Linked DNA regions of Homo sapiens: region 1 is linked to region 2. Evidence: chromatin loops called from intact Hi-C (ENCODE). Cell type or tissue: heart right ventricle. All regions are shown on one strand. Each heading gives the region's core, and the rest is flanking DNA. Links, peaks and the distances in the headings are about the cores only.

What was found. Hi-C counts contacts between places; a loop is a spot of excess contacts. Peaks named below come from ENCODE experiments on the same cell type or tissue, not always from the same donor. Only the 100,000 strongest peaks of a DNase experiment are listed, where the experiment ranks them.
Region 1: it touches region 2 in a loop (5-fold over the local background); 19 of 110 quality-filtered maps call a loop at or near these places.

Annotation. Positions count from the first base shown.
Region 1 is chr15:94,099,392-94,114,720 of GRCh38, forward strand. LINC01581 (long intergenic non-protein coding RNA 1581) reads right to left here and starts at 8,547. Exons shown (of 9, transcript NR_120320.1): 1 at 8,488-8,547. LOC105369203 (a long non-coding RNA gene) reads right to left here and starts at 45. Exons shown (of 4, transcript XR_002957694.2): 1 at 1-45. In heart right ventricle, for the core only: no CTCF peak of the experiment used is centred there; no DNase peak of the experiment used is centred there; H3K27me3 peaks cover 765 bases.
Region 2 is chr15:93,036,634-93,051,962 of GRCh38, forward strand. It overlaps RGMA (repulsive guidance molecule BMP co-receptor a), which reads right to left. Exons shown (of 4, transcript NM_020211.3): 4 at 1-9,072. The coding sequence ends at 8,365. Among named protein-coding and RNA genes, the nearest start is that of RGMA, 45 kb to the right of the region's middle. RefSeq lists enhancers at 3,874-4,043, 15,138-15,329. In heart right ventricle, for the core only: no CTCF peak of the experiment used is centred there; no DNase peak of the experiment used is centred there.

The sequences.
Region 1 (15,329 bases), core at 5,599-10,598, 1.1 Mb after region 2:
CTACGAGTGGCAAACGTAACATAAACAGGGAAGGATAACATCAGCCTCAGGTCCGTCCTAGTTGGGAGATTTCACAGAACAGCAAAGCAGCCAGAAATGTAACAGGAAGATTTAGCTAAATGAGACGGACAAAAGGAACCCTGTTGAGATCCCACTTACACCTGGTCATCTGGAAGCCTATACACATGCACAAAGCTGTGTGTCCCTGCTTAGGAGAAACCACAGAAGGCTCTAGTGAGCTACCCACCACTGGCTTAAAATAAGACCTTGCAAATGCAGAACATATAAACCAAGGCATATTTGTAAGCTCCCTGGACTTTGAAAACATTCCCCAAGATGGCCCCAATTCTCCCTAACTTCCAGTATTCACATTCTTATGTGATTCCCTCCCTTGAGTATGGGCACGACTCGTGAATTGCTTCTAACAAATAGAGTATTGCAAAAATGACAGAATGTCACTTCCTGGATTATGTTACATAACATTTTAATGTCTATATTTCTAGGAAACTCTCTCCCTTTCTGGTTTTGATGGAATAAGTTTCTATATTGTACGCTGCCCTGTACAGAGGCCTGTGTGGCAAGGAACTGAGGAAGGCTTCTAGCTTATAGTTAGCAACAAACTGAGGCCATCAGTCTTGTAACCTACAAGGAACTGAATTCTGGTAACAACCATGTCAACTTAGAAGTGCATCTTTCACCAGCTGAGCCTTGAGGTGAGACTTCAGCCCTAGCCAATACATTGATGGCAACTTTATGAATTTCTGAAGCAGAAAATATAGCCAAGTCAAGTCCAAACCCCTGACTCACAGAAACTTTGAGATAATAAAAGAAAAAGAATGGATAGGCCACATAGGGGTAGGAGTGGTGGGGAACTGTGGAGTGGAGCCGCTCCCAGATACAAGATCTCCTGATCCTCAAGTGGCACCCTGTTGAGGATTTACCTTCCATCCATGGGGAAGTAGAAGCCAAGGGCGTATTCTATAGAGGAGGGCAACTACCTCTCAGCTTGAACTCAGGACTCTAATCATTCCTCAAGTCCTGGCATGTAACAGGGGCACTGTGGGGAACGAGCCATGCTCCCTTTAGGTTCATCAGCATTTAGCCAGGAAGAGTCACACATGACTGTGCTGGACCAAGGAAAGCCTGCAGTTTCATATTCTAGATGGTGTGTGTGTACACGTACTCATGCACACACCACAGGGTGAATTAAAAGGGCTCAGTCACAGAATAACTATGTTGATATCTGCTGAGAAAAGCAGTCTCGTGTACAGTCTTCTGACCCTCCTTGGCCACATAAGAATGGGCCATGAGCCTGGAACACTTCCTTACCAAGTGTGGGACTATTTTTCCCTGTTTCAGGCTCAATGAGTATCCCTTAGTTCTGCTTAAGTATGTATGTCAATGACCCTCAGGCATGTCTCCAGTTTTCTGTATTTCATATTCCTTGGGGTAGGGGTCAGAGTCCTTCTGTTGTGATGGGAGAGGAGTGTGTTTAGGTAAATTGCCCTACTTGGATGCCAGGGGTTGTGGGGTGGGAACCCTCTGGCCACGGAGGACTGACATGCCATTGAAGCTGATCTGGCTCTGTCTCTTCTCTGTGTAAGTAAAGCGTTGTCCCATCTGGTGCTTGACTGCTTTGTTTTCCTTGGCAACGTCAGTACCAAAATGCAATGGACAGAAGTGTTTGGATGTTTATTCCTGGTGGTTGGCATAGTGTTGATGATCTTCGCTATTCTCCATGTATTTGGAGTCTTTCCCTGGGACTGGTAACTGTTTCACAGTGCACTGTTCCATGATATCGTTTGTTTACTGATCCCAGTAGTCAGGGACAATACCTCTTCATTTTAGTTGGAATTCATTTGTTCAGGAAATGTTTGGGTAGCTGGCTGGTTGCGGCAGACATGTTGTGGTATAGCTTCACGCGTAAACTCAGAAGTCTCTCCCTGGCTAGCCTGTGCCACTGCCCATGGTTTAGAGCCAGGTTTGGGACTAGTACAAGCCATGAAGCACCCAGGGTGTGCAATTTAAGGAGGTGCTTGCTCTCACGTTGTGCAGGTGCTAGCGCCTCACTTGCCTCACCCTAGTCCCACCCTGATTAGTGTAGAATTTCCCAAGAGAACAATAACCCTTCAAATCATTCCAAGAAAAAAATAAGTCCTTTCAGCAAATAAATTTAAGAAATGTTACACAAATTATACACCATTAAGAAACTTACTTGTCGGCCGGGCGCGGTGGCTCACGCCTGTAATCCCAGCACTTTGGGAGGCCGAGGCGGGTGGATCACGAGGTCAGGAGATCGAGACCATCCTGGCTAACAAGGTGAAACCCCGTCTCTACTAAAAATACAAAAAATTAGCCGGGCGCGGTGGCGGGCGCCTGTAGTCCCAGCTACTCGGGAGGCTGAGGCAGGAGAATGGCGTGAACCCGGGAAGCGGAGCTTGCAGTGAGCCGAGATTGCGCCACTGCAGTCCGCAGTCCGGCCTGGGCGACAGAGCGAGACTCCGTCTCAAAAAAAAAAAAAAAAAAAAAAAAAAAAAAAAAAAAAAAAAGAAACTTACTTGTCAAAACTCTCTATTTAAACTTTAAGAAGTCTAAAAATGAAAGAAACCTGCTTAACTTTGCCTAAGCCAGCCCTTTCCAAAATTTTGGCTGATTTTTTTGTTTTTGTTTTTTTGCAAAGAATTTGTATTGAAATCCATTAAGTACACTCTGGGAAGTGCTAGGTTTCAGTTATGTTAATATGGCTTTAAGAATCATCAAACAAATGCCTCCCAGAATCTAACTGGTGTGCTGCCGATTTGGATAATTTCCACTTAACTATTTATGAAATCATGTAAAAGAGGCTTCCTTCCATTATTCCAGGGTCACTCACTCAGAAGTCTCATTCCCTTAGATGCTGTCACACCACTATGATTAGCATATTTCTTTAACTCTCATTATAGGTGTCTCTGTGTAATGAACATTCATTCTCACTGGATTCCATCAATGCTGAACAACTCCAAACCTACCCCCAATTCGGCTTTCAGACTGGCTTTGATCAGCATTTTTATTCATGATGAAATAAATAAGTTGACTTTACGATGAGCAAACTTGCCAATGACATGGATTAGGGAGAAACCAAAGAGCCAATTCATTTGACTCTTGGTTATAATCTTCTGAGGTGCAAAAGTAGCCGAATCTAATGAAGGAAATAAAACCATAATCAACACAAAGCTGTGCTATTGGTTCCAGAACAAATAAACCTATGAAACAAGAAGAGTAGAATCAGAATCGATATGCATAAAATATAGGGAAGTCTAAATATGGCTGAACATATAGGAATCTTTCTAAGAATATAGTGAAAACACACCATAAGGAACCAGGGAATCTTCTATCAATAGAAGTGTTCAAGCAAAATATTGTCTGCTGGGCGAATAACATGAGGCAAAGGATAATGAGTGAATAGGATCTTAAAGGATAAACTATAAGAAGAAAGAAAGGTAGTCTAGTGTAAAGCATGACCATCAGTGGGGCAGGCAGAAACCCCTTTAATCATCATTATACATGAATACAAAAGAGGAATCAAGAAGAAAAACTAGTGAATAAACAAAGTTCTATGATTGCTGACAGGATTAGAGGGAAGGTGCCCTTCCTCAATTTAATTGCAATATTGATTTCCATTAGCAGGCATGCATGCAAGTAGGACGGAAGCTGAAAAGGCACAGTTCACAGAGATGCCTTGTGTGTACACTTAGGGGACTAACTGTGCATAATTTATCTGAGGAGGCTTTTTTTTGGAATGGTTCTAAGAGTTGCTGTTGAAATTCCCACTCCCTCCCTCCCTCCCTCCCTCCCTCCCTTCCTTCCTTCCTTCCCTCCTTCCCTCCTTTCTTTCTTTCTTTCTTTCTTTCTTTCTTTCTTTCTTTCTTTCTTTCTTTCTTTCTTTCTTTCCTTCCTTCCTTCCTTCCTTCTTTTTTCTCTTTCTTTCTTTCTTTCTCTCTTTCTTTCTTTCTTCTTTTTTTCTTTCTTTTGCCTGTGAATCAAATCTAAAGTCTCCAGCAGAGTTTCTTTGTGATGAACTCCTCTCCCTGACACTAGAGACACTGTCAATCTCTAGGAAATGGATCCAGACGCCAAATACTGGGCATGGAGCTCATGCCCATGGTATGGTAATCAAGGGAAGAATTGGAATTGCACAAAGAGAGAAAAGGCCCTGCTTCACAAGCTCAATGACTTCTAAGAAGAGAAGGCAGACCTGTCATTCTCTATTGCCAGGATGTCTAGAACAGGAGAAATGGTGTTTGGTGGTGGAAGAGACTGGGTTAAGCCAAGGGAGAATTTCTTTATTAAAAAAAAACAAAAACTGATACTGCCCCATGTTCCTGGGTGCCTTAGGTATAAATTTTGAGGTTATCTGGATGAAATGCAGACCATCTCTTAGGGATTAATTTCTTGAAGTTTGCACATTCCTTCAGCATTGTTTGTGACATGATAGGATTCCAGCTCAAGGGCTCTAACAAAGTAGGTAATTCCAACATAATCCCCTTTCTTTAAATGAACTTCTAGAGATGATGCTGTGTCCCCTGAGATCACATGAGATGCAGCTTAAACCATTCCTCATCTGGAAAGAGTGGAATAAATAAAATAAATCATAACTGTTTGCATTTCTTTCCAAACAGAAGATTCCGTAAGATGGTGTATAAGAGGTTTTAACCAGGAAGTGTGAGGAAGAGAAGCCATAAATCACAAGCACAGTCTATGCACCAGGGTCCTGAATAACCTCAGCCTTGTCCTCTGAATGCCTGGAATTCAATAGCACACTGTGTGTGTGTGTGTGTGTGTGCATGCACGTGTGTGTGTCTGTGTGTGTTGAAGATGGAGGATAGGAAGACAGATAATGGGAGCATCCCTAATATGGTTTGGCTGTATCCCCACCCAAATCTCATCTTGAATTGTAGCTCCCATAATCCCCATGTGTTGTTGGAGGAACCCAGTGGGAGGTAATTGAATCATGAGGGTGGTCTTTCCTGTGGGGTTCTCATGATAGTGAATAAGTCTCATGAGATCTGATGGTTTTATAAAAGGGAGCTCCCCTGCACACGCTCTCTTGCCTGCCACCATGTAAGACCTGCCTTTGCTCCTCCTTCACCTTCCACCATGATTGTGAGGCCTCCCGAACCATGTGGAACTGAGTCCATTAAACCTTTCTTTCCTTTATAAATTACCCAGTCTCAGATATGTCTTTATAGCAGCATGAGAAAGGAATAATACAAAAACTCAAAATTCTTACATACTTCTTTTGCTGGGAGGAAGGCACGGGGGAAGAGGAAGGGCTGGACCTTCTAGGTAAGCATCAATGTACATATTGCAGGATGATCCTGATGTGTGTGATGGTGTTATAACTGGAAGCAGAAAGGATGTAGCATAGAACTGTGGCCCTGTGGAGCAGGGTTGGCTACCTACAAGTTATGGGCAGCTCAGGCAGTTGAGTTGTAGTGAGAATCTCAGAGGATCTGGTCTCAACAGGATAATCTGCAGTTCTAGGAGGCCTGTGTCTTCAGGGGTGTTTCTGTGTGCAATCCTTGGGGGATTCTATTGCCATGCTTTCCCAGAAACATTCTATCTATTGAATAAAAAAGAAAGTGGGGGTTCCCTTAAGGAGCAAGCAAAATGTCCCTCAATATACTTGGTCAGGGATACCCTGGAAAACTCTTAACTGCACCTTGTGGTGTTGTCCAGGATAGCAACATCTACTGAACTTCCTTTTTGCAAAAGGAGATAACAGTAAGGTGTGTGTGTATGTGTGTGTGTGTGTGTATATATATATATAAATAAATATATATAAATATATGTAAATATATATAAATAAATATAAATATAAAATATATATAAATATATATAAATAAATATATAAAAAATATATATAAATATATATTAATATATATAAATATATATATAAATATATATATTTAATGTACACATGTAAAATCACATTTTGCTTGTAACTTTTCTCTCCAAAAGGATTATCCATTCTTTTTGGCAAGGAGAGTGATATATTTTTTTGGAAAGAAAAGTTACATGTAAAATGAATAAAATTACTACCAGACATAAAAAAGTAGCTGCCTTTGTTTCCCATGGAATATTCCTGGCTCATGTAAAAATCTATTTTGAGGTGTCTGTGACCATGCCCTAACATCATCTGCAATCCTGAGTTTTCTCTCTGTTTATTAAATGTTCATGGCTCTTAAGAGAGCCAGGGCATACAGAAAAGTTAAAAGTGTGCACTTGTTCAAAAATGGATTTGAAAGAGAGGAAGAAATTCCAAAACTAATGATCATCAGTATGATTTTGCTTTTGGGTACAAGAGCCTGAATTATTGTCTGTCCTTGAAACCGACACTTAAGTGTTTATTAGCCTGGGCGGGTGCATGTTCCCTGACTAAGATGTTTCTTGAATGCCAAGGACTAGAGTAGCCTGTGCACAATCCAATCTTCCCTCATTATTCCTAGAAGATCCTTACAGTCACCTCAAGAGCTCTTGTTTTTCTCAGCCCAGCAGCTCTGATTTCCTTATTCTGTCACCAGTCAGATCTCTTCCCTGAAGTGACAGAGTCGGGGCAAGCTGTGAGGCATGTTGATAAAAGGGTGCGTTCCTATTTGAGCAGACAGGATGAAGGTGATGAAATAGAAAGGCATCCTTTCTGCTGCTCTGAATACCAAGCAGGAAGTCAGAGAGGATCAAAGGCAAATGAAGTCCACAGGATTTATGACAGGTGTGCTCAGGAGAATAGCAATCAGGAGGAGGAGATTTCTTACTCAGGGCAGCAATGGTGGTGGCAGCAGCACTGGGTCAACAATGAAAATGAAGAAAAACCCAGAATGAACACTGCTAGGTGGAACAATGGAGGCGATAAATATGTTCTTATTAGCAAAAGTGACCTTAAAAGAATTTGAATTGAATATACATGAGAATGAGTTCTTGGTGGTGGGATGGGGAAAAGAGAAATAAACCATAGACTCTCTCCATAGAAATAAAGTATACCAGTGCTGTTGGTATGAAGGAAGATGAAGAGGCACAGGCTCCTGACTTCAGTTCTGATGAGGAAATCCTAGAAACATTACCAGGATTTCCATTTCTTTCTTGGTTTGCAACCTAAGACACTAGGATGAGTTTGAAAATATCTTAATTTCTCCATAGAATCACATAATCTATGTCCTGTTTGAGGTTTGAACGTTCCTGTGTATTTTGGGGGTGGGCATGTTTCACTCGTAGAAAAGATTCTTCAGTAAAAACACCAATTTGCAAACCTCATATCAAATAGCGAACACCACAGCGCCAGTCATGAATAAGAATTCCTGCTCTAGGCCTTTACTCCGATCAATAATTGTGAAGGGTCTGAGATTTTATCCTACTTGAAAGCTAACAAATTAGCCTGCACAGTTTCATGGATGTTGGTAGAAAACACAAGACTCCTGGGTCAGAGACAAAAGACTATTTAACTCACAGCACAGCAAGCATCATCATCAGCAGCATTATTTGCATCAGTTTCCCTTGTCCACCAAGTCCCATGGGGCAGTGCAAACAAGACCAGATAGCTTCATGCACATAAGGTGCCCTTATCACAGGAAAGAAACCCTGAGCTGAAGATATCTAAATTTTTTATAATGAGGCGTAAGCATGTGTGTCCTTTGCTTGCAAAAAGTTACTATCTCTTTCTTCTAAGGCTGAACAAACATCCTTTCAATGATAGTACAAAATGAAGACACTCAATGTTTCTTCTCACAAGATGTGCAAAAATGCAAAATACCCATGCAAGATTGTCTTCCAGCAGGTCTTATGTCCAAACTTTACAGAAATTACTTCCCATTCCTGGATCTTATATTTTCATATCTTTAAAGGTATTAAACTGGATCAAATTCAAGGTCATTTCGTGGCAACAAAAACAAAATGATTATTTCTTTTTTTAAAGACCAACCTTGTGAAGATTCTGCTCTTCAAGGTCTTACAATCTCAGGTCACGCTTACCTTCAAATGATCACTGCTGGTTGGCATTTTAAACACAGGCACACACCAATTCAAAGTATCAGTACCTCCACAAGAGTGATGTTTCATTTCTAATTTTTTGTGGGAAAGCCCAGTAAAGTGGAAGGTAATATTGGGAGGAAAACTGAGCTGTGATTGAAGCAACACATATATCTTATTTCTTCTACCATCTCAGATTAATTGTAAATGCATTTTCTTTAATCCAAATACATGGAAAATAGACTGTGAGTGTAATCTCTGTTGAAAATTTCCTTACTTTTAATCTTTTCCCCTCACTCTCATTGTGAACTTGTTCTGGGAGTGAAATAATTTGTTGAAATAGAAACTTTGCAAGAGAAAGTTTGCTGATTCCTGCAAAAGAAGCCAGGTCATTAGGCAAAGACCTAATGCATCTGCTACCAGTGGCCTTGGTAACCTGCCAGTGTAAACCACAAAGTGCTCATGATGGTAGTGGCTTTCTGATACCTGTGATCTGGACAGCCATGCTAGTCTGCTGACACTGGATTCAGAAGGGTCACCTTTCATGTCTGGGTTTCCCCGACAACGTCAAAAATGCCACTGTTCCAGCTTTCAATTCCATAGAACCCTTGTCTATTAGGGTTTCAAAGCTCCATGAAAATCATTCATATTGGCAGGGCGCAGTGGATCACGCCTCTAATCCCAGCGCATTGGGAGGCCGAGGCAGGTGGATCACCTGAGGTCAGGAGTTCAAGACCAGCCTGGCCAACATGGTGAAACCTCATCTCTACTAAAAATACAAAAATTAACTGGATGTGGTGGCAGGCACCTGTAATCCCAGCTAATCTGGAGACTGAGGCAGAAGAATTGCTTGAACCTGGGAGACTGAGGCAGGAGAAGTTGCAGTGAGATGAAATTGCACCACTGCACTCCAGCCTGTGCAACAAGAGCAAAAAAACAAGAGCAAAAAAGGTGTCACACCTTTCCCCAAGGGAAGATTAGCAGAAGTTTACCTAGAAGCAAGCACTGAGGCCTCTGAGTATATAACATTGCCAGAACAGCTCTGTCCTATATCATTCTCGAGCTGGGCTCAGATACACCAACCCATGAGGCCTGGGTTAATTTTTTGCCTAGCTCAGTATTGGTGTGGATGGGTTGTGCCCCGGCCATCATTTTACTACCTACCATCCAATTATAGCTGTCTTCTATCTTTTCTCTATGTTTACTCTACTCTTATAACAGGTTTCTGCCTGTCATCCTCACAATGGGTACCAGATATCACCTTCTTCCTACATGCCTGCCAGAGCCAACATATACAGATACGCAGATTTTGAACTTCAGAATTCAGCAAGGCACCTTCAGACAGACTACTCACAGAGTTTTACGGTGCCCAATCTACACAACCACACCTGGTAGCGTTCCTGGCCTTTGTGAAACAATTTACATGGCTTTGTGCATATAATGCTCACAACAATCCCATTAAGGTAGGCATTATTATCTAAATTCTCACAAGAGAACACTAAGCACAGAGAGGTTACATTCCCCAACGATTCACAGCTACTACATAACCAAGCTAAGAGATATGTCTGGACAACTGCATCTGAGGCTTTCAAAAATTTTTAAAGCCAAATCAGCTTTTGCTCAGTGAAGCGTAAGCAAAAACACAACTAAAACAGAACAAAGTTGAGCAGCTTCCCTCTGATTTGTCCCATCTTCTCTTCCTTCCCCAGGCCCACTAAGGATTCCCAAGGGCTCTTAAATGATCCTTGGTTGCTGACTTTTTCTGGGCTAGACAGAGGAATCCACTGAACCCTTGTAAGGTTATTGTTACAAGGGTATTTGTACAGCTCTTGATAATCTCCTTTCTATACAGTCTAGAGCTTTCTACCTTCTCCCTACAATCAATGCTTCACGTCTCCCAGTTGCTGGCTGCACCTGTTCAATAGACTCTTTTTGTTGAGTTTCACTGAAGCCAAGATAAATGTGCTTCTTTGTTACCATCATCTCATTACAAATCAGACAGAATTCTCCAAGCCCCTTTGAACATGAACATCTGGAATACAGCCTACTTTCCATGCCTGGAGAGGAGCCTTTGAGGATACAGATCCCTCTAACTCCAGGCATTTGGGGACCCAACTACATCTCTCTTTGCACCCTCTCTTCTTGCTTAAATCTAAATAAGCCTCTTGGTCAAAAGCAGAGCCATAGTGCATCAGCACCAAGCTCCTCACTAAGAGAAGGCCTTTTTACTAATTCACAGAGCTCACTTAATGGTGAGGCTGGTTTTAGCCCTTGCAAAGTACATAAGGCATGGAAACATTTTCCCTTCACTTGGTTACCTCCTGACAACCCATAGACCCAAACAGTTCACTAGTCTGCCACTTCTCTGACTCTACAGGATGGGTTGGGTACCCCTCGGTAAACTCAGTCCTTCTCGCATCATAGCATTTAACTCTCTGTCTTGTGGCTCTCTGCGTATTTGTTCCTCCCCAACTAGACTCCCAACTCCAGGAGAAAATGGACTTTATCTTCTTTGTTCAACACTCTACCCATGCCCCTTGCACTGAACCTGACATATAGTAGGTGCTCATTAAAGATCAGTTGAGTGAATGAATTATTGTGAATTATTGGGTTACAAAGTACTAGTTAATGATTTATATTTCTAGTGGTAATAATAACTATGTATTTAGATTGGATTTATTTTTAATTTTTAAACTTGTATTAAGTCTGGGAAGATAATTTTAACTCTCCTCTCAAAAATGTAAGTAACATTTGTTCTTTATTGTTGGGAATAATAATATAAATGGGTTTGAATTCAGTTTGCAATTCAAATAATTGACCATCTGTCTGTATCTGGTTGTAATTTTGAATTTGTCAACCATCTAAGCAGATTTGAATAATCCTTTAATGAATCTTTAATTTGCTTTAAAGAATGTGTTCTATTAAACTTATTCTATCATCCATTGTAAAAAGTTATTTAAATTTTGATGTAAATGTAATGTTTGTGCTTTGTTTAAACAGTCAACAGTCAACATTTCACTGTCTGAAAAACAAGTCTGACAGCAAGTATCTATTTTTATTATTATCAAAAGGTTTCTTTTTACTTTTAAAATATTGAACTTAAATACCAAAATTTTAATTAAATTTGGCAATGTGTACTTTTGCCTTGATGTCACATAATTTTATCTCCTCTAAAATTCCCCAAACTAAAACCCTAAGGTTTTCTTCCTCTACCAAATGTGACTGAGGTATAGAGTTTGAATCTCGGATTACAGTCTTTGTTCTTTGCAAAAGAACCACAGGTGCTATAGGTAGCCTCTTTGATCTCTTCAACTCACAGCCCCTACTTAGGTACCCATAGAGGGAAATATTTGAGAATTGAGTTTTGTCCACTTTGACTTCCCCTTGACAAACTGGTTCTCACATTATTTCCAGAGACAAATATTTTGAAAGTGAAGAACACAAGAGGTCACTAAATATTAGCTTTCAAAGACTTCTAGTCACATGATATTTGCTTGGGTTACCTCTTCTTGGAGTCTATATAAAGAATGATGTTTACTCTTGAACACTCTTCGGTGCTGAGGTGCTGCTGGGCAAAGAAATATGCAGAAAAGAATGTAAACATGGTTGGGGCTTGCTTGGTTTTGTAGATGCAGAAACTTTTGCTTGATTTAGGCAAGTCAGAACACTGAGAAGTAGAGAATGAGAAACACATAAGACTTTAAAGGCAAAAATGGTCTTACATAAAAATCAAAAGAGTAAAACATAACGAACATCTTCCTAACCCAGATTTTACACCAGGTCTGAGTTGATTTCTCACTACAACTTAAGAGTACAGCTACAACATTTTCTACTGGTCTAAAATAACTGAGAATTATTTAATTTACCTTATCCAACAAACATGAAGTGATAGGCCTAGTGAATCAGAGTTTTAAGTCAATTAAGTATAATTTGTAACTGTCAGAAATCTAAGTTAACCATTCAGCCCCTCTCCCTGAAAATATTATTGGATGAAGTTAAACTTGAATAGCTTCCAGTAACTGAATTGTCCCAGATTAGTTCAGTTAACACTGCACGTGTTAAATGCTTATAAACTTTTACCTAAGATTTTTCCAAGGTGGTATGTGCATTTTGCTGCCTTCCTTACACACAGCATTTAAAACATAAACTTAACCTTTTATGACAATTCAAGTCTAAATTGGTATTGTTCTACTGAAAGCAATATGTTAAGATCTCAAACAGTCCAGGCTCAGAGATTTCTCAGCTGTGTGATAGTTGACAAATTATTTAATTTTTCGATCCTCTGCTTTCTTCTTAGTAAAATGAGAAATATACTTACTTGCCTGACTGCCAAAATGTCTGTGAGGGCAGTGAGGCAGCAAATGTGAAGGAAATGTACAAACAAGGCAATATTTTGCAGATACGAGAGCAGGGAAGTATGGGGAGGAGCAGTTAGATGGAAAACTTTATTACAGATAATATTTTGACAAAATTTTCAACTGTTTTTCAACTTTCATTGCTCTATGTAGGATCGTTTTCTTGATAAAGTTACATTAATTTTGTTTAAAAATTATGCCTTTAATTAAAAGAAACTTTTCCATATGTTATTATACTTTTTCTCGTTTGTCAACAAACATATTTGTGTTTTTATCCTCTTCTTATAATTTTTTTCAAAGAACTCTTAACCTAATAAAAAGAATAACATATAATTCTCAAGAGATTTCTATGTGCTAGGTACTATTTTCATCCCCATATTATAGATGAGGAAACTGAGGTACGCAGCCATTAGGTAGCAAAAGTAATTTTCCCAAGAGCAGACAATACAGATGAGCTTCAAGGCAAGCAGCCCGCCTCAGAGCCTATGCGCTTCACCCTTAAACCATCTAACAATTCAAAATTCTGCCATTATCTTTACCATTTCCTTCATCCCGCTTTCCTTACATTTACTCTGCAGGTTTGGGGAAGCACTTGTGATGATTACCTAATTCATTGCATTTCATTCTGTCCTGATAAGAATGAAAACATTTAAGAATGTAACTTATCCTCTAAATGTATCTCATTGCTGTTATTTTCTATATAACATTTATAAAAATTTATAATCACTATCTTCTTTTATTCAGATCAAGAATATCTATTAAATCATTAAATAAAAGTTTGTTGAACAGTTTTTACAATTCTTCAGATTTCATCTACAATTAAAACCAAATTAATTAAATTGTACAAGATCATATCAGTGAACATGGATAATTTGATTTCCTCTTTTCCAATTTGGATGCCTTTTATTTCCTTCTCTTGCCTGATTGTTCTGGTGAGGATTCTAGTACTATGTTGAATAAGAATGGTGAAAAATAAGCATCTTTATCTTGTTCTAGTTCTCAAATGCTTTCAACTTTTCCCCATTAAGCATAATATTGGCTGTGGATTTATTGTATATTGCCTTTATTATATTGAAGTATGTTTCTTCTATACCTAGCTTGTTGAGGATTTTTATGGTGAAGGATGCTAAATTTTATTGAATGGTGGTTTCTGCATATATCAAAATGATCATACGGTATTTGTCCTTAATTCTGTTTATGTGATGGATCACATTTATTAATTTTCATATGTTGAACAATCCTTACATCCCTGGGATAATTCCCACATGATCACGGTGTATTATATTTTTGATATGCTGTTGGATTTAATTTGCTAGTATTTGGATGAGGATTTTGGGTCTATGTTCATCAGGGATATTGATCTGTAGTTCTGTGGTTTTTTGGATGTGGTGTCCTTGTCTGGGTTTGGTGTAGGGTGATACTAGTCTTGTGGAATGAGATAGGGAGAATTCTCTCTTCTTCAATTTCTTTGAATAGTTTCAAAAGGATTGGTATTATCTCTTATCTGTTTGTTTTGTAGAATTCAGCTGTGAATCCATCTGGTCCTGGGCTTTTATTTTGTTGGGAGATTTTTTTATTACTAATTCAATCTTGCTACTCAGTATTGGTCTGTGCAGGAGTTTTATTTCTTTCTGCTTCAATCTCAGGAGGTTGTATGTTTCCAGGAATGTATCCATTTCTGCTAGGTTTTCTAGTTTGTGAACACATAGTTGTTCATAATAGTCTCTGATGATCTTTTGTATTTCTGTCGTATGAGTTGTAATATTACCTTTTTCATCTCTGATTGTATTTATTGGATCTTCTCTTTTCTTTTCTTGGTTAGTCTGGCTAGTGGTTTATCAGTTTTGTTTATCTTTTCGAATGACCTCAACTTTTTGTTTCATTGATCTTTTGTACTGTTTTATAAATCTCTATTTCATTTAGTTCTGATCTGATCTTTGTCATTTCTTTTATTGTGCTAACTTTGGATTTGGTTTGTTCTTGTTTTCTAGATTCTTGAGGTTCAACATTAAGTCGTAAATTTGTGATCTTTCTACTTTTATGATGTAGGTATTGAATGGTATGAATTTACCTTTTAACACTGCTTTTGCTATATCACAGATCTGGGTATGTTAAGATCTCATTTTCATTCATTTTAGATATCTTCAAAATTTCCATCTTAATGATCTTATATCTAGACAACCCTAAACACTCTGCCAAAAAATACTTAGATTTCATAAATGAATTCAGCAAAGTTTCAATATACAAAATCAATGTACAGGAATCAGTAGCATTTTTATACACCAATAACAATCTAGTTGAGGACTGACTCAACAAAGCAATCCCATTTATAATAGCTACAATAAAAAATAGAATGTATTAACCAAGGATGCGAAAGATCTCTACAAGGAGCACTCCGAAACACTGATGAAAGAAGTTGTGGATGACACAAACTAATGGAAAAAGATCACATATTCATAAATTAGAAAAATCCATATCATTAAGATGACCATACTGCCCAAAGCAATCTAAAGATTTGACATAATTTCTATTGAATTGCCAACATAATTTTCACAGAATTAGAAAAAATTTCTAAAATTCATATTAGACCAAAACAAAGCCTGAACAGCCAAAGCAATTCAAGGAAGAAAAAAAAGTTCAAGGTATCACATTACCTGACTTCAAATTATACCACAAGGCTATAGTAGCCAAAACAGTACTGGCATAAAAACAGAAACATGTATCAGTGGAACAGACTAGAGAACCAGAAATAAAGCCACATATGTACAACCAACTGGTCTTGGACAAAGTAAACAAAAATATATGCTGGAGAAAGGACACCTTATTCAATAAATGATGCTGGGATAATTGGATAGCCACATATGGAAGAATGAAACTGGACTTGTACTTCTCACCATACACAAAAAATAATTCAAGATGGATTAAAGACCTAAAAGTAACACATGAAACTATAAAGACCATAGAAGAAAACCT
Region 2 (15,329 bases), core at 8,343-13,342:
CCCCAGAACCAGAGCCCTGGTTTGACTCCGCCCCTGCTGTGGGGCTCACGAGCATGCCTTGAACACAGGCTGCCTGTGCCCCCTGGAGCGCCCCGCCCCAGCTCGTTCTCTGCCCTCAAGCGAGGAGTAGGTGGGCGCAGTGAGCGGTGGGGTGGACGCGTGCTCTCCTACCAGACCCTGCTTGTAACCTGGAGTGGGTCAGTTGGCTTCTCTTTGCTTCTGTCTGTCCGTCTGTAAACCAGGGCAATATCTGCTTTCTAGGGTTTTTGTGAAATTTGACAAAGCAATGCAGGACTCGTTTCTATTTCCCAAGGAGGTAGACGTGGTGTCCAGAGGACGACAAAGATGGCAGCTCACCATGCACGTGGACCAGAGCCCACTCCATGGCTGGGCGAGCTGGGCAGTGGGTGACTGGCAGGAAATGGTCAGCTTGGAGGAACGGTGCCCTCGAGGTGGTCAGTAACGGGAGGGCTGAAGAGAACAGCGGCCAGTTACTAAGAGCACACGGTGGGCCGGCCGCCGCGCTGCATGCATTACATTTCATCTTCAGGACCGCCACGTGAGGGAGGTGGCGTCATTGTTCCCTCACAGCTGAGATAGCTGAGGCTGCAAAACAAGGAAAACCCACCCTTTTCATGCAGCCAGTAGGTGACAGAGCTGGGAGCCTGGATCGGGTCTGGTTCTGGAGCCCGGGCCCTTCCTTCGGTCTGGGTGTGTCTGTGCCCATGCCACTGTCCATCCCTGGCCATCCAGGCCCGTGAAACACAAGGTCCCTCCCCCTAGGCCAGGGCGTGGCGGGGTAGGGTGGGGCTGGTCCAGTGGACAGAGCTCTTGCATCGTTTCCTTGACGGGGTGCTTTGGGGACTGCTGCTTCCCATATTGCCAACTGCCTTATGTCCTTTACAGTCCTGCGGTCAGCATGGCCCCGAGCCAGCTCACCAGGGTAATAAACTGCCACAAGCCCCTTCTCTGTAACAGCTGACGCTGGCCTTGTTGCACAGATGGAGCTCAGAGTGAGCTCAAAACCAATTCCCCAGACAGTGTCTGAACACGTCTTTGTTCTTCTCTGGGCAGATCTGCTTGGCCAGACACATTCTGCTTTGGCTGAACGGCCTGGAGAGGGCTCCAATTCCTGCTGGGGAGAGCTGAGGGAGCAGGTTTGAGTTCAGATGTGGAAGAATCCAAGTGCCGTCTCAGGGTCACCCTGGGCAAGGACAGGGTGATGCTGGGCGACATGAATGTTTTCGCCTTGGGATCTGGGCTGCCTGGGATCACAGCCCTCATTCCGGAACGCCACTGACATTACGAGCGTGCCTTGCACACTGGCTGCCTGCAGCTGTCTATTAATTCAGACCATCCTGCTAGGACTTTCTGAGAGTGTTAGTTTCTGTTCCTTTGCCTTCAGGGTTCTGCTACTAACACCATGTCTATATCTTAGGGAGGGAAGGATTAAAAAGTCGAAATGTTGAAAAGCCCTGCAGGATGGGGAAGGTGGCTAAGGAAAGCTGTTGATAGCAGGGTTGGGGGCCTTGGCTGTGCCGATTCAGAAGGTGGTGGTTTCCCAGGGGACAATGGGAACTTCCACGGAATGAGGTCTGTAGACTCCTGGTTAGAGGGTTTGGGGGGCAGGGGTCTTCCCATTGCAGCAAGCTTCTTTCCATTGTTTCAAGGGTTTGGTAAGTAAGGCCAATCAGACCAAAGAGATGTGATTTCTGGACCATACCTGAGATTTGCACACAGGAAAGTGCAGTCCCTGCCCTTGTGTGTCTTGTCTGCTGGGAGACACAGGTATGCGAGGGCGGAGGGTGGACTGTTTCTTCAAGATGCCCTCTCCCCAGTTCTGGCTGGTCAGCCTGGGAGTATGTCAGGGCAGGGGTGGCGTGGCATGCAGGAGCTGCCCCATGGACATTGCCTTAATGAACGAAACTGTTAGTTGTTTTTTTTTTTTTTTTGAGACGGTGTCTTGCTCTGTCGCCCAGGCTGGAGGCTGGAGTGCAGTGGTGCGATCTCTGCTTGCTGCAAGTTCTGCCTCCCGGGTTCACGCCACTCTCTTGCCTCAGCCTCCCGAGTAGCTGGGACTACAGGCGCCCACCACCACGCCTGGCTAATTTTTTGTATTTTTAGTAGAGATGGGGTTTCACCGTGTTAGCCAGGATGGTCTCGATCTCCTGACTTAGTGATCTGCCCGCTTTGGCCTCCCAAAGTGCTGGGATTACAGGCGTGAGCCACCGCTCCCGGCCGAAACTGTTTAATATTGAGTGCCAACTTGATTGGATTGGAGGATGCAAAGTATCGTTCCTGGGTGTGTCTGTGAGGCTGTCGCCAAAGGAAATTAACATTTGAGTCAGTGAACTGGGAGACAGAGACCCACGCTTAACCTGGGTGGGCACCATCTAATCACCTGCCAGCGAGGCTAGGATAAAAGCGGGCAGAGGAATGTGGAAGGGCTAGACTGGACGAGTCTTCTGGCCTTCATCTTTTTCTCATGCTGGCTGTTTTTTACCCTCAAACATTGGACTCCAAGTTCTTCAGCTTTTGGACTCTTGGACTTACACTGGTGGTTTGCCAGGGGCTCTCGGGCCTTCAGTGTCCCAAACCTGCTCCTCCCATGATCTTTCCAGTCATGGTAAATGGCACCACCATTTCCCCAGGTGCTCAGACCCCTGGGGAAGACATCGTGGTCTCCTGTCAAGCTCGCTCTCTCCCCAAGCCCTGTCAGCCCCACCTTCTTATTAGACCCCAAAGGCCATCATTTCTTTTCTTAAAATTATGATTATACTTTCAGTTATGGGGTACACGTGCAGAACGCACAAGTTTGTTACATAGGTATACACGTGCCATGGTGGTTTGCTGCACCTATGAACCCGTCATCATCTACATTGGGTATTTCTCCTGATGCTCTCCCTCCCCCAGCCCCCCACCCACTGACAGGCCCCAGTGTGTGATGTTCCCTTCCCTGTGTCCATGTGTTCTCATTGTTCAACTCCCACTTACGAGTGAGAACATGCGGTGTTTGGTTTTCTGTTCTTGTGTTAGTTTGCTGAGAATGATGGTTTCCAGCTTCATCCATGTCCCTGCAAAGGACATGAACTCATCCCTTTTTATGGCTGCATAGTACTCCATGGCGTATATGTGCCACATTTTCTTTATCCAGTCTATCATTGAGCCCATTATTTCTGATAATCGCTGCATTGCCACTGCCTCAGACTGGCTCCTGACTTCCTCTTTCTTCCCCAGCGGCCCCAAGTCACCTCCATATAGTAACTAGAACAATTCCTTTAATACCCAAGCCAAGGCAGGCCCAGTGGCTCACACCTGTTATCCCAGCACTTTGGGAGGCTGAAACAGACGTCTCGCTTGAGCCCAGGAGTTCAAGATCAGCCTGGGAAAACAGCAAGATCCTGTCTCTCCAAAAAAATTTAACAATTAGCCGGGTGTGACGGCAGGCACCTGTAATCCCAGCTACTTGAGTGGCTGAAGTGGGAGGATTGCTTGAGCCCAGGAAGTGGAGGCTGCAGTGAGCTGTGATTGTGCCGCTGCACTCCAGCCTGGGTGACAGAGTGAGACCCTGTCTCTAAAAAAGAACAATAAAAAGACCCAAGTCGGACACATCATTCCTACACTCAAAGCCCGTGAACGGCTTCCTCTGGCAACTGGAGTCAAACATCAAGTCCTCCCGGAGCCGGAGAGCCCTGCAGTACTTTGGCTGCTCTGTGGCCTCACCTGGGACCCCTGGTCTGTCCACTTGCTACTGTCCAGTGACAGTGGCTTCCCACCATCCCTTAAACTCCCCCTTTGCTGCTGCTGCTCTAGGGCTGTTACACTGTTTTCTCTGCACAGAATGCTCTGTCCGGCTCTGCATGGCTTGTTCCTGAAATTCATGCAGGTGAGCTAGTCGGAGGCCTCCCCTTAACCCCACCACAGATGAATGCCCCTTCTCACCCTCCTGCAATCCAAAATGTGTGTCTCTCGGAACCTCTGGCCCACTTCCCTTTTCTCTGTGGAGCTCGTTACCATGGGACCCTGGGTTTTGTAACTGTGGTTTATTGCCTTGTCTTTCCAATAAGAATGCACAGCAGTCTGTCTGGGTCATTGCGGTAGCCCCTCACACCCCCCTGAACAATGCTGGGTAGACACCCAATAGAGTTATCAAATGGATAAATAAATGCAATTGCAGAGAGGAGGCGGCCACTTTTGGCGGCCTCCATGCGTGGTGCCAGGGCCATGTGCGAGGCCATTGACGAGTGTTAGCTCACTGGATTTCCATACTGACCTCGGGAGGTGGAGACTCACAAATCCATTTTACAAATAAGGAATCTAAGGCTCAAAAAATCCCAAGGAGACCACACAGCTCGCGACGGGTTGAGCCAGTTTTGACGCCAAGTTTGCCTGCAGCCCGAGCCCAAGTGCCACCCCTGCTCCATGCCACTTGCTGGCACAGCTCTGATGACTGTCTCCTGCCTGGCTCTGACGGGTCTCTGCCCAAGTGTTCTGGTAATGATTTTCACCCCCCCGTCTGCCCCCTTCATCGTGACTCTCATTCATTTGTTTTAAAGGCCATTTCTCTCCTGTCCTATAGCCTTGCACATTCTGGTTAGCTAAACAAGAACTCCAGTTCTCGGCAACACATCAGTGAGACAGGATGGGGCGGGGAGAGGCGCCCACCTCCGTGTGCTAATGCATTTACCTCCAGGCCGCAGGCCTCCGCGGAGCTGGCAGCCAGGAACCTCCAGAGGCTCCCAACCTAGCCCGTCCTGCAAGATGAAGCTGCTTCTTGGGAATCTTTTAGCTCAGGATGCTGTGTTCCATATTCACGACGGCATTTCCATGCTCGTGAGGGCAACCAGTAGTAAGTAGCATGGCACTTGGGAAAGAATTCCAGCCGGTTACATTTAGGGTCCTGGAAAAAAAATTCCAAACCAAGAATACTTTGTGGCTAGTGCCATTTAGCATTTTCGTCTAGTAGAGATTTCTTTTTTCTTTTTCTTCTGTGTGCCCTGGCTTCTCAGGAACTGTTCTCTGTGCCGGACGAGCACCAATGGCTCCGCTCCTCCTTGCTGCCTCCCTGAGTCGCTCTGTCCCTGGGACTGCTAAGGGCACGGGGCCTGTAGTGACGGTTCCGGCCGCCAGGGAAGATGCTGGGTACGTTTTGTCCTTTCCAGTCTGGTTCCTGCCTCCCAAACCCAACTCCCGTGTTCTCTCTGGGAGCCCTGCAAGAACAGGGCTTTAGAACGTTCTCCTTTTTTGGCCGGGCACGGTGGTGGCTCACGCCTGTAATCCCAACACTTTGGGAGGCCAAGGCAGGCGGATCACGAGGTCAGGAGATCAAGACCATACTGGTCAACATGGTGAAACACCATCTCTACTAAAATACAAAAAATTAGCCAGGCGTGGTGGTGTGTGCCTGTAGTCCCAGCTACTTGGGAGGCTGAGGCAGGAGAATTGCTTGAACCTGGGAGGCAGGGGCTGCAGTGAGCTGGGATGGTGCCACTGCACTCCAGCCTGGCGACAGAGCAAGACGCCAGACTCCATTTCAAAAATAAAATAAAGTTCTCCTTTTTCTTCAGCCTTCCTGGTCTGCCTGGGATTAATGAACTTGGCCACTCTTGGGACTCCTCCCCTTGCTAGCCTGCAGGTTCACCTCTCCCAAGAGTCCAGGGTCTGTATCGCCCCTTTCCTTCTCCCCTTAACTGATTTATCTTGCTTTGGGATAATACCACCCCCTCCCTCCCCACGACCAGACAAGCCATGTGTGCCCCGCCCTCTCCTAAGCAATTTACAGGAATGAACTCCTGACTCTCCAAACAACTGTATGGGACAGGCACCCCCCCATCTTCCAGAGAACAGCATGCAGGCTCAGAGAGGTGAAGTGACTTGCCCATGGTCACACTGCTGGGGAGGTGGAGAAGCCAGGATGTAGGCTGGCTTAACTGTGCTGCTATTCTGCCTCATGGCATTTAGTTTGAAGAGAAGGGGCTTCAGGACAATACTAACCTAGGTGCACAGGTTGTCCTTCCCGTTGCTAAGGAGCCCTAGGCAAGTCAGTTAATCTCAGAGTCTGTTTCATCGGCAAAATGGGCCTGAATTTCTTCCTGATTCACTGGGTAGTTTGTACAGATGAAATGTGATCACAGCTGCCAATAAACCTGGTCCCACAGTGACGTGGACAGCAGCCTCCTGCAGCACCACTGCTCCGCCCGGGCTATGAGAAGATGGGCACTGGCAGGGAGGGTGGCAGGCAGTCCCAACAGCTGGGGCTCCAGGCTGATAGCAGTGGCTGAGAGGGAGTCATCCCAGATCTCAGGCTATCCCACCCATCTCATCCCAGAGGGCACCATATGTCTCTCCACCACATAGTCACCTGTCTCCCTGACTGTGTTCCACTGTCACTAGAACAAGAGGATCTGGGCCTGCCAAGCTCCAAAGACAGCTCATCGTGAGGAGGAAAAGTGACTTTACAAAAGCAATGTGTGGTGGCTGTTAAACTGCTGCATCTTCTATCCGCCTTCACACCATTCTCACGCACATACACATGCGCACACACATGCCTACATGCACACACATAGGCATGGGCGCACACACAGGCATGCGCACACATGCGTACATGCACGCACACAGGCACGCACACACACAGGCATGCATACACACATGCGCGCACACACACATGCGCGCACACACACACACTTGCTGCAGGGGATCCCACCACCAAAGTCCATCCTCCACCCGCCTCAAGGGAGCCAAAGTCTGTTCAGAAAACAAACTCCAACACGTCTAAAAGAAAATAACAAAAAAACCAAACTTTACTTGCATTTAGCCATTAATAAATAATTTACAGTATGTACACGCGGTGACACTCCACACAGGTCGCAGACACGTGGACGCAGTGAGGGGTCCCCACTTCCAAGCAGAACGTGAGCAAACACAACCAAAATAAAGTGCTTCACTTTTTACTTCCAACATAGGGACCAACTAAAACCAGCAGGGAGAGGGAGGGGCCGGGCCCCGAGCGCCCTCCCACCCGCCCACACACGGTTCTGGCAGAGGGAGCAGGACCTCTTGGAGGGAGGGGGAGACACACGTTCTGCAGCCTCCTGGCCAGTGTATGAGAGGTCCCTGGGGAACAGCAGAGGGGCTGCCGATGGGTGGGTAGGGTGTGGAGCTGTAGGGCTGCTGGCAGGATCACCCTCCAGGGCCTGGCTGCACTTTTGGGAGTGAAGCCTGGCTTTGTGCTGTGGGCACAGCAGCACAGGTGGGACTGTTCTGGGCCCCTGGATGAGCACCCTGGGCTGAAATGAGGCGGGAGCCAGCGGCAAGTCTCTCCTGGCTGTGTGGCCACAGGGCTTAAGGGAAGAGATTAGAGGTTGAAGACCCTGCCAGGGATGCTCAGAGCTGAGAGTCCTAAGACCCTGCTCCTCTCCCCAGACTCCAGACGTGGATGGACCGGGCTGGGGGCTCTTGGGGTTGTGAGGAGGAAGCAGAGGATCAGGGCAGGCCAGCTGGCCCCATCCACTGGGTCTCCTGCCACACCCTGGGGCCCAGGCACCCCTGCCCAGGAGCTCTTGCATCTGCAGGAGAGAGAGGAACAGAAGTCAAGGATCTCTTCTCTGTTTAGACATTTAGAACCAAGCACTTCGACTTTCTAAGCACAGGGTGGAAGGGGCAGGGGCCCAGGCCAGAGACGGGCAGCTGAGCAGGTGCCTGAAAACCGGGACCTGCACTGGTACCCACAGCAGCCAGGTGAACATGGGCAGGGAGGCCACAGGCCAGAAGGCACCAGGCGGGCACGACCTACTGGCCAAAAGGTTCCAGCAGTCTGCTAAGGTGCCAAGCAGCGCCCCGGGGTTGCCCTGCCTGGGGCCAAGCCCCAAGGATGCCTCCCTGTGTGGCTGGGGTGTCCCCGCTGGCCTAGGGGGATCGAGTGTGCTCTCGTGTAAGAGTGTGTGCGTGCGTGTGGCGGGCACAGGGGGCCCCACGGATCGGCGAGCAGCAGTCGGCCGGGCCTTTCAGTGCATTGCGAGGGGGAAGGAGCTGACTCTGACGGTTCCCAGTGTGTCTCTGGTGGGGGTGGGGGGCTTCAGCCTGAGGGGATGTTTCACACATTCACACTGCAGGGGCGGGGCGAGGGGAGCTGCTCTCCCTCTCACACAGCTCTACTGTCAAACATCATGGCACCAGTCACCACAACCTTGTCACGTGCACTAGAAGGGGAGGGGTCCGTGCCTGAGCCCTTGGCAGCAGGCGGTCCCTGGCGTTCTGCGGGGCCATGGTGGACACGCCAGGAGATCTGCACCCCGTGGGCGGTCCCAGCCCACACATGGGGAAGCCGAGAGGACGGAGCCCGCGCCTCCCTCCACATCTACGCGTCTAGCAGAACACAGGGAGCAGGGCCAGGAGCGGGACGAGGGCGCCCAGGAGGGGCCGGGGGGCCAGGGGCAGCCCCGCAGCCGCCCTGCCTGGCAGGTCCCGAGTCCTCTCATACAGGTGCAGTTTGTCTTTGTTGGAGTGGAGCATCTTGACATCCTCCAACGCGTAGTAGGCGGCCAGTGTGAAGTTCACGTCGCCCGTGGTGAGGAGGTCGAAGACGCAGGCCTGGTAGTACAGGTCCTCCACCGGCAGCTTCTCCTTGCACTTGGCCACGGCTGTCTCGTATGGGAAGGTCTCGGGGGCTGTGGGTGCAGGGCTGGCGGCTGCCAGCCTGCGGGCACCGGTGCCCTCAGCATTGGTGTGGAAGGCCTGGAAGTCGATCTGCTGGTTGAGGGGGCAGCCCCGCAGGCAGAGGTAGAGACCCTGGCTGTCCCAGTCCTCCACAGCATTGACCACTTCCTCTGGCATGCGGACGGCAAAGGTCAGGTAGCGGCCCACCTGGCGCACCACGATGGTGGTGCCGATGTACTTGGCCTGGATCTCCACGTGCTGGCCTGACACCTTCTCAGTGATCTTCAGGCTGTTGGCCCCGTGCTTGTCCCCACCGTTCTTAGAGCCATCCACGAAGGCGGCCGGGAGCTCGTCCATCTCAGCCTGGTACACCTTCTGGTCCACACACTCCTGGAAGTTCTTGAAGATGATGGTGAGCTGCCGGGGAAAGGGGCAGAGGAGAGTGGGTGAGGCACAGTGGGAGGAGGCACAGCCCCACACTTAAGATGCTCTAGACTGAGAGGAGGGCAGGAAGGATCCCCAGGGATGCCCCAGACACTCCCTTCTCCAGGTTGGACAGATCAGTTCCACCTGCGCAGCTGTGCACTTCACATTCTTTCAATGAAAACAACTTGCCCTTTTTACTTTAAAAAGTGACTTAGAAAAATGTTAGACCACTACCCTAAGTAGAAAACTAGCTCTTTTACTATATAGGGAAGTGAACCAGAAAAATAAAAGCATAGATAATTAAAAATAAAAGGTCAAAAGCCCAGTGTGGTAGGCTGAATAATGGCTCCCAAGAAGAACATGCCCTAATCCCTGTAACTTGGGAATGTTCCCTTAGATGGCAAAAGGGACCCTGCAGATATGATTAGGTTAAGAACACTGAGATGAAGAGATTATTCTGGATTACCTGGGTGGGCCCTAGATGGAATCACAAGTATCTTTATAAGAAGGAGGCAGAGGGAGATTTGACTAACTAGGACAGAGGAGAAGGTGATGTGCTCAACAAGGCAGAGATTCGAATGATGTGGCCACAAACCAAGGGATGCTGGCAACCACCAAAAGCTGGAAATGGCAATGAATGGATTCTCCCCTGGAGTCTCCAGGACCAGCCCTGCTGATACCTTGATTTTATCCCCACGAGACATATTCCCAACTTCCGGCCTCCACAATTATAAAACATTTCTGTTGGTTTGAACCACTCAGTTTATGCTAATTTGCTACAGTGGCGATAGGAAATGAATATGGTTTGCAAACATCATCTTGCATAATGACAGTGGTACTGGAGCACAATTCCTGACAAAGGACCCAAGCAAATGTCTGAACATTACAGCAGGTGGAATGGAGGGAAATGATGCTCAAAGAAAGAATGAATAGGGCAAAATCCATGCAAGCAGGCAGAGGCAAGCAGAAGCCACTGTCCCAAGGCTGCTGAAAGGGGTCCCCAAGCTGGGTCATGGAGGAGGGGAACAGGAAAGGAGCAAGGTGCTGGTCGGTAAAAGGGAGATGGAGGTTCCAGGCTGAACGGGCAGCCTTGGCCGGGGCTGGAGCAGGGAGGCTCCTTTCTGCTGGAGCCTGTGGCCAGGGGTGAGGGGCTGGACTGAGCTGCTGGAGCAGCAGCTGGCTGGGTGGCACTGTTCTCCTGAGAGCCAGACACAGAGGCATTGGCTGCATACAGCATGCTAAGCACTGCATGTATTACTTCCAGTCTCGTGTGACACTGCAAGGGTCGGTGACATTACTCTCAATTTTCCGGATGAGAAAATGTAGGCTCAGAGAGAGGCAGTAACTTGCCTAAGGTCACACAGCCAGCAAGAGGCAGAGCTGGGATTAGACTCTGCGTTTCCAGACTCTGGGCTCTCTTGGCCACAAGCCCATAGGGTGGGAGGCCTGAGAGGAGGAGGGCCGGTGGCCAGGGGAGCAGGTGAGTTTCCTCTGCCGTCCGCGTCCTGGGTGGCGTCTGGCTGTTCTTTCCTCCCTAACCCTAAGCAGGTTTCTGGGTTGGAAACAGAGAAACTGGGAGAGAAAAAACCACCCCTTCTTCCACTCCTTTCCCAGGTGTCAGCTGTTTTGCCATGGGAGCTCTGGGTGCCTTGGTCCCCCTGGACCAAGGGCAGCTGGAACCTGGACTCCCAGCCTGAAGCCACGAAGGGAGGTGGGGCAAAGGGGACAAGGTGGCACCCAGGCCTTTTGGGACCTCCTGCTAAAATCCCACCTTTATCTGCTGCACTACCCTCTCCCAGGCCCGGCAACTACCCCCACCACTAAGCCCCAACCCCTCACCCCTCTGTAGGTCAGGGCTCATCCCTCCCCACCCAGGAGAGGGTGTGGCCAGCTAGCTGGCTGGCTGACAGAGCTCCCAGGGGATCCCACCCCAACCTGGCCTCAGAGGGTCTGCAGGCTGAAGGGGTCTGAGCAAGGGGGAGCTGCTGATGACATGCACAGCCGTTCTCTGCCTGGGCACTTGGGGGAGGCATGAGGACTGCCTGCCGGCTCTCTGGGTAGAGGGCAATGCCGCCGCGTGCCAAGGGAGTTTCTGGCCTAACAGCAGATGTGTGGCGAGGGCACAGTGCGAGGTGCTAGAAAGCAACAGGAAATAACAAGCTGCTCTGATGGGGAAGGGCAGGCAGGGAAACCACAGAAGGACCTCAGCTCAGGCAGGAGAGTCGCAGGAAGGTGGAAGGTGGGGTCTGGCCAGGAATGCAGCATGAGGCCATCCTGTTCTCTGGGGCCCGGAGGCCAGGGGTGCAGCAGAGTGGCCTGTTTGGGGCGGGCTGGCCCAGGGTCATGGCCTCAGGACCAGGTGCTAAGAGGCCTGAGGCCTGGAAAGGGGTTCCAGAACCTTCTAGGTAATACAAGCCAGTGGGGTATTCAGAGCCACTAGAGGTGCCCCTGGCCGTGTTGCTGTGGCTTTGTGGGTTCCCCATATTGGCATAAGATTTCGGGATGATGAGGTGGGGAGAACTGGTAGCCTGAGGGGTGTGGAACCCCCGGAAGAACAGAGGGAGACCCTAGGCCAAGGCTTCTGAAGAAGGAAAATGTGTTAGTCAGGCAAGGCTGGGAGGAGCTGAACGAGGGGCAGGCTGCTGGAGGACTTTACAAGAAATGGCGGTCTTCTCATGAGCCCGTTCATCTTGGGCACCCGGCGCTGTGCTTTCTGTGCCTGATGGAGGCTGCGGAGGGTCGGGGCTCTGCGGGAGTCCATGCAGCAGCACCAGGAGGACCCCAAGCGCACAGTTCCTTGAGGACCGGACTCGATTTCCTCGCATCCCTTCCTACAGGGGTCCCAGCCTGGCCGCAGGACACGGCACACTTCCCATTTGCCGTGGGATGTCAAAGGTGGCTGCGGCTGCAGCCTCTCCATCCAGCATGGAGCCCTAAGCCTCGAACCTGATGAGATTGCTGCTACTCTACCATTCCTGACCTATGGAAACGGCAACTTCATACGGTTCAGCCTCCTACTTCTTCCTTCTTTCCACCCACTGGCCAGCCCACCTCGGTGGGGAGGCCGCCTGGGGGTGCCGGAGGTGGGCCAGCCAGGGTGGTCTGGGCCGTGGGTGGTCCTGCCATGGGGGGAGGATGGGGGACTCTGGTGTCCCTGCCTGGTGTGCAGGGCCACACAGACACTGGGGGTGGGGGGGGGCGGCGTCCTGCTTTCCAAGTGCCATCAGTCTCCCTGGAACAGGAAAGGCTGGTTTCGCTCTAACCACCATCTCTCGCAGAGACAGCCTCCTGGAAGGCTGACAGGCTGCTTGACTCTTCTTGGCACCGGTGCCAGGGACTCAACCGCAAGTAACAGCATGAAGGGGGCCTGTCGAAAGCTGGCGGCTCGCTGCCAACACAGCCACGGGCGGGCTGCCGCTCCTGTCTCTGCTGCTCCCCCTTCTGAAGGGGTCCTGGCCCTTTCCACTGCACCGGGCACGAGGCAGAGCCCAGGCTGCATCAGCTACTATCTACGGAGCACCACCTCCATGCCAGGCCTGGTGCTGGGGGCTCGGGGTACACGAGGGAGAAGATCCCTATGCTTCAGGGGGTCGCAGACTAAGCAAATGAATCATGCAGAGGGACAGGCTGGCAAGTGCTATGGGGAAAACTAACCAGCGGGGAAAGGAAGGGGAAGGCGCAGGACTTGAGTTCCTGTCCTCTCCTGAGTCTCAGTTTCTTTGTCTGTAAAATGGGTATCAGCAGCACAGATGGGAAGAGGGTGATGGAGCAGGAGGCTGGGCACAGAAGGCTGTCCCACGGGGGTAAGACACTGGCTAAAATGTCCACGTAGAAAACACTAGATCTTGATCGTCCACAAGAACAGAGGGATTGGCTGATTGGCTGATACTGCCAGTATCATGAGAAACAAATAAAGGCCCCTAGTGATGCCCGGGTGTTTGGGGGCAGCTTCATGCACACACAGCTTGCACACGGAGCTTCTGCACAGGAAGGCAAATCTCATAGCTGCAAGGTCAGGGTCAGGCCAGGCAGGGGCTGGACACACTCTGGGAAGCCTGAGGAGAGGCCCTCAAGGGCAGGTGTGCAGGGACAGATGGAGTCTCTGGCTGCCTGAGAGGGGAAAGGGGAGTGGGTTCCAGTGGGTGGTAGAGTCTGGCAGGCCCAGAGGGCTCTGTTGGTGGTAGTCGAGGTGGTCACAGAAACCCAGAGGCCTCATCATCTTGGAGATGAAAGTCCCTTGCCTTTCCCTGCTCCCTGCAGACACCAGGCTGCTCTCCCACTCCGCCTGCTTTGGATGTCGACTCCTCTGTTCCTCCATCCGGAAACTTGCGCTGTGCTTCAGGGGCGAGCTTGGTGGATGGGCTCCCCAGTTCTCTGGACAGAGCCAAGGCTCCCAATGGCCTTCAACATCCTGCTGCCCCAGCCTCCATCGCCAGCTCCCCTTTGCTGGTCTTTGCTCTTCACTAGCCTGGGAGCTTCTGGGAGGGAGGGCAACAACTAGCTCAGAGGCTGGCACAGATGCAACGTCTGTTAAGTGTTTGCTCCATCAATGAGTGAACAAACACACCTGAGTAACGGAGGCCTGACAGACAGGCGGGGGCAGGCCAAAGGTGCCTGAAGCCAGCCACCGACGTTCTCACCGGGGGACCACAATACCCCAGTCTGGCCCGAGTTCTGAGACTGACTTGGCCACAGACACTGACGCTGTCACTGTCTGGCCTCCAGCAGAGCCTGGTTGACAGGGCTGAGCTCTCAGCCTGCTGAGATCAAAGGTGGCCTTCGGTTGCAGCAGAAATGGGCTGGGTTGGTGAAGCTCTGCTTCATACTCTTCTGGAAGCCTCCATGCTGGGATAGGAAGGGAAGTTCTCCCTCCACTGCTCCACCCCGTCACATCACCCCCATCCATAATGGGGGCAGCAGCCCAGCCTCCCTGCACACAAATCACAAATCCTCCCCGGTGCGTGGCTTGGCTCTGTTGTCGCATTTGGTGCTTCCACCCCCTGGGGTCTGGAGGAGCGAGCCACCTGGGGTCCACATCCCTCTCACATCCTCAGACCTCCCTGTGCGCCCTGCCAGCCCTTGGGAACCTGCAGGATGGGACAGGGAGGCCAGGTCCCCTCTGAAGCGTGCTGGTGCCTGGATTTAGAAGCTGCAGCCTCAGGCTCCTGGCGTCCGTCTGTCTTGGCTCTCAGGAGGGCGGGTGGTGGGGAGGTGCAGGGGCCGTGGGGGAGGTGGCTGGGTCCTTGATGCAGGCAGGCCCTGAGTATGCGGAGGGCTGCGGGGGCACAGGGTGGAGTGTACCGGCTGCAAGTCTTCTCCATTAGGTGTCATGTTGTGGTGCCAAGGGCCCGCTTGGGAATCCACAGGGCGAAGACCTGCTTATTTCCCGCCCAGCCAGGGACCAGAAAGTGACCCCCTGCAGGCAGGCAAGGGCCACCGGAGCAGAGGGAAGTGGCAGGGATGGAGCATTTCCTTGGCTGCCAGGTCACCTCGCTGTCCTCCTCTGGGTGTGGAGGGGTGGGAAGGAACAGAAACGCCCTTGTGGTAAATCTGGCACTGCCCGACACACGGCCTTCCAACTGGCTCTTCCTAGGAAAACAGACCCACTGCCATTTCGCCAAGCTGGAAACCCCAGGGGGCACCGGTGGGCCGGGCACTGGGGAGGGTGGACGTGTCCCCATCGCCTGAACTGGGAGCCACCAGCTTCCTTCCTGGCCTCGAGGCCTTGCCCTCTGGCTAAGTCCGATTCAGGACATCCTCCCCAAAAGCAGGTAGGGGAGGGAGGCCTGGGGTAGACAGGAGTGTCCACTTGCGTGGGTCCATGGCTGTGTGTGTGGCTGCGGCCCCATGAGCAGGACCTGAGTCCTGCTGCCCACTTGCTGAGGCCTCCTTGGGTTTGAAAACCAGCAGCCCGCAGTGGCCTCGTGGGGCCGCTCAGAATATGCCAGGTTCTGGAGTCACCCGGGCCTGGGGCAAATTCTAGCTCAGCATTCCAGCTGACTACGCACTTGGGGTGGGAAGGTCACTTGGCCTCTTAGAGCATCAGGCTCCCCATTTGTGAAGTGGAGCTATGCCTGCCAGGCCGGGCTGGCTCGAGGAAGGAGGGAGGAAGCTGAGACCCACCCCCTTGGGATGCTCAGGGAGGGTGCTCCTGTGTCCCCGCTCCGCTCCGTCTTCCCCCATTCCCAGGCACCCGAGGCCCTCTCAGCCTCTCAGTGTCCACGCAGGGCAGAGACAAAGGGCAGGGC